2 separate regions of the Homo sapiens genome follow, and region 2 is linked to region 1. Evidence: chromatin contacts called from ENCODE POLR2A ChIA-PET data. All regions are on one chromosome and are shown on one strand. The core of a region is the stretch at or near the end of the contact, and the rest is flanking DNA. Distances in the headings are between cores, read along the strand shown. Region 1 overlaps TMEM139-AS1 (TMEM139 antisense RNA 1). Region 2 holds the start of DNAJB6 (DnaJ heat shock protein family (Hsp40) member B6).

Evidence for each region. ChIA-PET counts read pairs that join two places held with the same protein, here RNA polymerase II (POLR2A).
Region 2: POLR2A ChIA-PET joins it to region 1 with 10 read pairs in activated B cell. The contact joins the promoter of DNAJB6 here to the enhancer-like site in region 1. POLR2A ChIA-PET finds 5 or more read pairs at or near these places in 2 of 52 experiments (activated B cell and endothelial cell of umbilical vein).

The regions. Positions count from the first base shown.
Region 1 is chr7:143,277,538-143,281,237 of GRCh38, reverse strand. The region is part of intron 2 of TMEM139-AS1 (TMEM139 antisense RNA 1); the gene reads left to right. Among named protein-coding and RNA genes, the nearest start is that of TMEM139, 5.6 kb to the left of the region's middle. Within about 2 kb of position 1,722, at least 9 of the 41 ENCODE cell types and tissues checked have a DNase peak (open chromatin) inside an H3K27ac peak, as active enhancers do.
Region 2 is chr7:157,335,183-157,338,882 of GRCh38, reverse strand. DNAJB6 (DnaJ heat shock protein family (Hsp40) member B6) reads right to left here and starts at 1,879. Exons shown (of 10, transcript NM_058246.4): 1 at 1,739-1,879. RefSeq lists enhancers at 647-696, 1,425-1,928, 1,929-2,431 and silencers at 1,357-1,546, 1,607-1,816, 2,007-2,166.

The sequences.
Region 1 (3,700 bases), core at 473-2,972:
AAAAACAAAACACAACAAAAAACCAAAGAAACCAAAATGGGAGGCAGGTTTGCATGACCCAGTTCCCAGCTTGACTTTTCCCTCTGGCTTAGTAAGTTTGGGATCCCAAGATTTATTTTCCTTTCACACCTTAAGAAAACTGTTTAAAAACTAATGCAATAAACATCTTATGTATAGTTTTCCTTTTGTTTTGGATTATTTCCTCAGGATGAATTTTAAGAAATGTCATTATCAAGAGACAAGCAATAGGAAAGTTTTTATTGTCCCGAATGCATATGGCCAAATTGCTTCCCAAAGGTTTTGCTTTCCTTTATTTCTTCGTCAACTTAATATCCTTAGCAAAACAGGAATGCATCACTTAATTCAATTGTCATCCACTTTCTACTTGCCTGCCTTTGACAAACCCTACTGGAGATGGAATGACTTCTCCTTGCCCACTCTTCCCAGCTCATTTGGGTGGTTGACGGTGAAGGGAAGTGGAAGGGCAAGGAGAACAAGGGAGAAGTCAAGCTTATTGCCTCCCACTGTGTGCTTGTCTCTGTGGCTTTGTATTTCTGTGATTTTTGTGTTTCTGAATCTGGGAGTGCTTTATAGTATCAACATGTGTAGAATGTTTTGTGCATACTCCTCACTGTGTTAAATACTTTACACAAATTAAGTGATTTAAAATACGTATGCTATACTAAGAGGTAGTTACTGTGATTATGTCCATTTTATAGATGAGGTAAGAAACTTGAGGTATGTGGGTAGCTAATTAAGGGTGGGGTCAGGATTTGAACCCATGGTCTGAACCCAGAATCCTGGCTCTTAAGCACTACACCATCCCACTCTAAATGCTCTCTTGGGCTGCTCTCAAATGATAATTTAACAAAACACTAGAGGCATTCTGAATCATTATTCTGCCCTTCTCTGGAGGAGTGGTTAGATGCTACTTTTCCCCACTATTTGCCATTTTAAGAAAAGGCTGATTTTCAGACAGCACGGGCAGCCAAGGAGATGATCAGAAGGTAAATTAAGGTTATTGACATATAAGGCAGGATAAGGAAATGAAGATTGCAAGCTCTGTATTGGAAGGCTTACCTTTTATCATCTGATTAAGACAACTAAAAAATAGATCAGTTTAAACTGAATAAGCATACAACACACTGCTGGTGACTTCTAAAAAGATATCAGTGACAATAGATACATACCTTTGTGTAGAATCAATTGATTGGACCCACATACACGATCTCATTTGATCCTTATTAACAATCATTTGGGCTGCCTGATTATCACTTTCATTTTACAGAGGAAACAAGCTCAGAGAAAGTACACGATTTCTTTAGTTAGAAGGAAACTCAGAACCTTGACCTTTTAATTCAGCTGGGTGTGTTTTCCCCTTCAGAAATTGCCTTAGTCACAGCTTCTCCAAAATGTGTAAGGAAGGTGGATAAATGGTTTATCATGACATAGGTGAGCAACATTGATATTTTCTAGATGGAAATGCTTTCAAAAAATAATAAATCCTCCAGTATGTAAGGATAAATACATGCACTTACCCCATCAACTAGTTTTAATATTGTACAAAGCTCGCTAAACAAGAACTGAGTGAACAATGGGGTTGAGGCAGTCAGTCTAGCTCAGATACTCGGCATTAAGCCACAAAAACCTTCTGGAATTTGAGAAATTGAGTGTAGTTGTTGCTAAGCAACAACAACAAAAAGAGCATTGTGTTTGTTAGAAATGTCTACAGATAGTGACAGCAGAGTCCCACATGGATATGCCTGTAAATACTAGCAAACAGGAGGCCGTGCAGTTTAAGCACATGTGTTTTGGCCAACCCTGGTTTTCAAATCTCATTTCTACCACTTACTAGCAGTGTGACCTTGGGCAAGTTACTTAACCTTTCTGAGCTTCGGTTACTAATCTGTAAATTGGTGAAAATAAACCCACGTATATCACCCCTTTCCCACACTGCTCCTCCAGCTTGGGGAACTACAGCCAAAGTGAGTCTGGGTCTGACTGTAATGTGCACAACTGTGTGTGGGACCAGCGAGGGGTACCATCCTGTCACTGGGACCTGATTTCACCATGGAGCATTTGTTTGTAACTACATTGTACATAGCCCTGTGCTAACTTCTAAGGGCATCTATCCAGGAGAGGTAACATATTTGACTGTGGTCTCCAGGATTTTCTGATATGGGTAGAGAGATAAGAGATGCATATGAAATAATTAAATAACAATTAAAGACAGTATCTGACAGCCTGGGCAACATAGTGAGACCCTGTCTCTACACACAAAAAAACATTAAAAAATTAGCCAGGTGCAGTGTTGCCTGCCTGTAATCCTAGCTCTTTGGGAGGCTGATGGGGGAGGATTGTCTGAGCCCAAGAGTTCGAGGTTGCAGAAAACTACGACTGTGCCACTACACCCCAGCCTGGGTGACAAGGCAAGATCCTGTCTTTAAAAAAAAGAAGAAGAAGACAGTATCTGAAAAAGTATTAATGTATGTGCCGGGCATGGTGGCTCACGCCTGTAATCCCAGCATTTTGGGAGGCCAAGGCAGGTGGATCATGAGGTCAGGAGTTCGAGACCAGCCTGGCCAACATAGTGAAACCCTGTCTCTACTAAAAATACAAAAATTAGCTGGGCATGGTGGCACGCACCTGTAGTCCCAGCTACTTGGGAGGCTGAGGCAGGAGAATCACTTGAACCCGGGAGGCAGAGGTTGCATTGAGCTGAGATCGTGCCACTGTACTCCAGCCTGGGCAACAGAGCGAGACTTCGTCAAAAAACAAACAAACAAACATAAAAATTAAATATATGGATTACTAAAATATAGTTATTTTAGTTAATTAAAAAATGATCTACACTTTTAGTATAAAATTCAACAGGGAAAAAATTATAATAAAGAGTAAGTCTTTTTTATATCCCCAAACCTCAGTCTCTCAGTCCCGTTCCCATGAGGCAATCTCTTTCCCAACTATTTCTGGGTACCCCCTCCCCAGAGAGAGACCATAAATATGCAAACATAATATATACAGGCTCTCTTTCTTTATACATTTGGGAGCATACCATAGATAATGCTTTATATTTTGCTTTTTCCACCTAACAATATATGTTGGAGATTGTGCCTTATCAACATATGTAGATCAATATGTGTAGACCGTTTTGTTATGAATTACTAAAAGCATACAGAAAAGGGGCCAGGCATGGTGGCTCATGCCTGTAATCCCAGCACTTTGGGAGACTAAGGTGGGCAGATCGCTTTGAGCTCAGGAGTTCGAGACCAGCCTGGGCAACATGGTGGAACCCCGTCTCTAGAAAAAATACAAAAATTAGCCAGGTGTTGGTGGCTCACGCCTATAGTCCCAGCTACATGGGAGGCCAAGGCTGGAGAATCGCTTGAGCTCAGGTAGCAGAGGTTGCAGTGAGCCAAGACTGGGCCACTGCACACCAGCCTGAGTGACAGAGTAAGACCCTGTCTCAAAAAAAAAAAAAAATATATATATATATATGTATATATGTGTGTATATATATGTGTATATATGTATATACATATAACTATACGCACATATATACACATATATATAAGAATTTTACAGTGAACACCTGTGTACTCACCACCTAGATTTTAGCATTAACATTATACTAGTTTTCTATCTACTCATCCCTTTATCCATCCATCAATGCATCTTATTTTTTGATTCATTTTAAAGT
Region 2 (3,700 bases), core at 630-3,129, about 14 Mb before region 1:
AAGCCTGGACACTTTCCAAAAGCTTCCCAACCCCTTTGTTCTCCCACTTCCTGTCAAATCTCCACATCTACCAACTTAAGGCAACTTACTTCCCAAATTTCACAGCCTGCGTAATCCACAAAAACCCGCAGCTCGCTGAAGCGTGCATAAAAACTATTCATCCCTTTATCACGGAAGGCAGAAAGAAATGTGAAAGCACAAACTCCAAGGGAGCTTAAGGCCCTCAGGAGTGGAAACAAGTCTGGAGTCGGCGAGGCGCGGTGGCTCGCGCCTCTAATCCCAACACTTTGGGAGGCCGAGGCAGGCGATCACTTTAGGTCATAAGTTCGAGACCAGCCTGACCAACACGGTGAAACCCCCGTCTCTACTAAAAATACAAAAATTAGTCGGACATGGTGGCGAGCACCCGTAACCCCAGCTACTCAGGAGGCTGAGGCAGGAGACTCGCTTGAACCTGGGAGCTGGAAGTTGCAGTGAGTGGAGATCGCGCCACTGCACTCTGGCCTGGGCAACAGAACAGACTCCGTCTCAGGAAAAAAAAAAAAAGGAAGTCTGGAGTAAACCCAGAGAGAACGCGGGACGGGTGGACTGGCGGAGGAGTAAGGCGGCTGCATATAATTCCTTTCAGAAATCATGAATCGTTCTGATACGCAACACTATTTGGAAAAGTGCGGTTAAACACGAAGCAGCAGCAATCAAGCTTTAATGGTTAACGTCTGTTTCCTTTCTTCGGTCTTCACTCTAACTTTTCTACTAAATCAATAATTTGGCTTAAATTGTAGCGACAAATCCTTACTAAAATTCGCAACTCAATAAAAACGTTGAAAACTACAAAGAGCGCCGCTCAGCCTACTCTTCCCAAACAGGCTGAAGCCTCCGAGCTCGCAGGCGGCACCCCTTCGGTGGTGGCACGATCGTTCTACTTGCGCTGTTTCCTGCCCCGTTTACGTGAGAAGTTAGCACAGAAGTTTACGTCTGACTAGCAAACCCATCCTTTAAAAAATTCGCTAGTGCCAAAACCTTTCTCGAGCCAATATATGATTTGCAGTTTACACTGCGTGTGTCACTGACCTTCCTTAGGTAAGAGTTAATGTAAACTTCTTATATAAACTTCAGTTGCATCAACTACGGTGCAGATTCTTTAACGCAAAGCAAAGCAGACAAACATTCTGAGTGAGAAAGGCAGCCTGCTCTTCCACAAACTTCTGAACAATCCGTCCGGAGTTCTAGAAACAGGGCTTTGCGGTCCCCCACCTGCTTCTTCTCCCTCCGAACTTGGCGGCACGGCTGCGGCATTCCTGCTCCGCAAGCCACTCCCGTTTCTGGTTTCAGACGCGAGTGCGGGAGCCTTAGAAAAAGAAGGCGCTCCACGCCTCCCACGCTGCCGGCCCCGCCGAGCCCCAGCCGAGCCCCAGCCGGCCGCTCCCAGGCCGGGCCCCACCCCCAACCGCCGCCGCGGAGGCTGGGCCGCGTTCCGGCAAGGACGCCGGGCGGGGAGGACGCGGCCGGGCGGCCCCAGACCCCAGCCCCGGCCCCGGCCCCAGACCTGACCCAGAGGACCCCGCCCACCCTTCGCCCCGCAACCCCGGCCACGGCCCCCGCCCCGTCCAGTCCTTTCCCCGGCCGGCGACCCCGGTCACCCCCCGCGCTGTTGCCAGGCGCCGGGTGAGGTCCGCCGTCTGCCGGGCGCGCGCGGGGCCCTAGGCGACCTCCCCCGACCCTCGGAACAGACCCTCACCGAGGACAGAAGCGGCCGGTGGCGGGACGCAGGGGAGGCAGGGTGACGGCCCGAATCTCCTCACAGCTCCAGGACTGCTGCGCTGGTGGTGGCGGCGGCTCCTCGCGCTTTCCTTTCTCTCCTTTCTCCAACAACAAACAGGAAATGCGTCACGCGGCGGCGGCACGGCGGCGTCAACTTCCGCCCGACCCTGACGCCGCGCATGCGCAGTTTCCACTGCCCATACCGCGGGCCCAACCTCGGGGGCGCCCGCCCCACCTTCGCGAAGGTTCTCGGCTCTTCCGCCGCCCCGAAGAGCCCAGGAGACTGGGGGCGAGGGGGCGGGGAAGCCCAGGGCGAGGGGGCGGAGCTCGGGGCCGGGTCTACGGTACCGGGGAGCCCAGACGCGCGGAAGGCACAGAGAAGGCCGAGAAGATTCCAAATGGCACTTATTGTTGGGCCAGAAGGAGCCCATTCTGGAAACCGCGAAGTCGTCGCGCCCTTCATCTTCCTCTTGACCGGCGGCCCCCGGAGCGCGTCTGCCGCCTCTCGCTCCGCGGTCCTGCGGTGGAGCTGGGTGGCATCTCCGCACAGCGGGACGAAAGCTGGGGCGCGGGCGCGGGCGCGGGCGGAGAAGTCCCCGAAGGAGAAGAAGAACAAACCAAGCGGCGGCCAGCGAAGGCGGGCGAAGGCGCCGGCCCCCGCTTGTCAATTTAGGGAAGCCCGGATACCCTAAGTTCCCCGGCGAACGGGAGCGCGTGGAGACTTCGCCAGGGAATAGTGACTGAAGGAAACGGAAGCAAACTGTGGCAGAAAATACAGATGAAGCTTTTTAGGTTAAATCGTGGCAGTAGTTTTTCTGAAAACGCGGCGCATTTTGATAGCTGGACTTTAGGTCATCCCCAGGCTTCCTAGCCTTTCCCGCGTCCTCAGGGGTTCTGGTTCTAACCCTGGAGACCAACACCACATGCGTGTAGATGGTGACCAGCAGGAGCAGGGAGTCTCAGACCCAGTGCAGTCAGACAGGCTCCCATTCCCAGTAGCGAAAGGGTCCCGCAGACCCAAAGCCTAAGGAGCCAACAAGCAGTTCGTCCATGGAGCCTGGCCTGGATCTCCCACTGTCTTCCTCTCCAGCATTCAGCCAGATGTTTGCTACTGTGTTGTCTTAGTCCTGGCCCACCTTATCCTTTCCTTTAAGAAATAAAAATCTCAACTGGGTGCGGTGGCTCACGCCTGTAATCCCAACACTTTGGGAGGCCAAGGCGGGCGGATCACCTGAGGTTGGGAGTTCGAGACCAGCCTGACACATGGAGAAACCCCGTCTCTACTAAAAATGCAAAAAAAATTAGCCAGGTGTGGTGGTGCATGCCTGTAATCCCATCTACTGCAGAGGCTGAGGCAGAATAATCGCTTGAACCCAGGAGGAGGAGGTTGCAGTGAGCGGAGATCACACCATTGCACTCCAGCCTGGGCAACAAGAGCGAAACTCTGTCTCAAGAAAAAAGAAAAATCCCTTTTTGTTACACCTTTCCTGAACTTCAGATCCTGTGGCATGCTGACACTGAATTCCGGGGGCCTGCTCAGCCACCTTCTGAACTAACAACGCTTATGAATTCGTGATCGTTTAAGCCTGGGAGATATTCAAGTAAAAGGCACTTTAACACTTGAATCACTTTTGGTTTAAAATAGCTCGTTAGTAATGAAAGAGTTGGAGAAATGCCACCCTGAATTATGCCATATTAGGATACTGATTACTAACTAGTTCACTGATTACCACATTAGTATGCCCTCAAACTGAGGGCACATGGGGACCTGCCAATGCAGGGAGGGGCATTCTGTGAATCCCCCATTATTTACATAAAGACAGATCATCCCAAAGGGACTCAATTGTCTTGACCCCCTCCCTGGAAGTCTCATCCAGGGAAGAATGAGCCAGGATCACGGGAGAAGAGCTTCAAGGGACGTCAGCTGCACACCCAGACA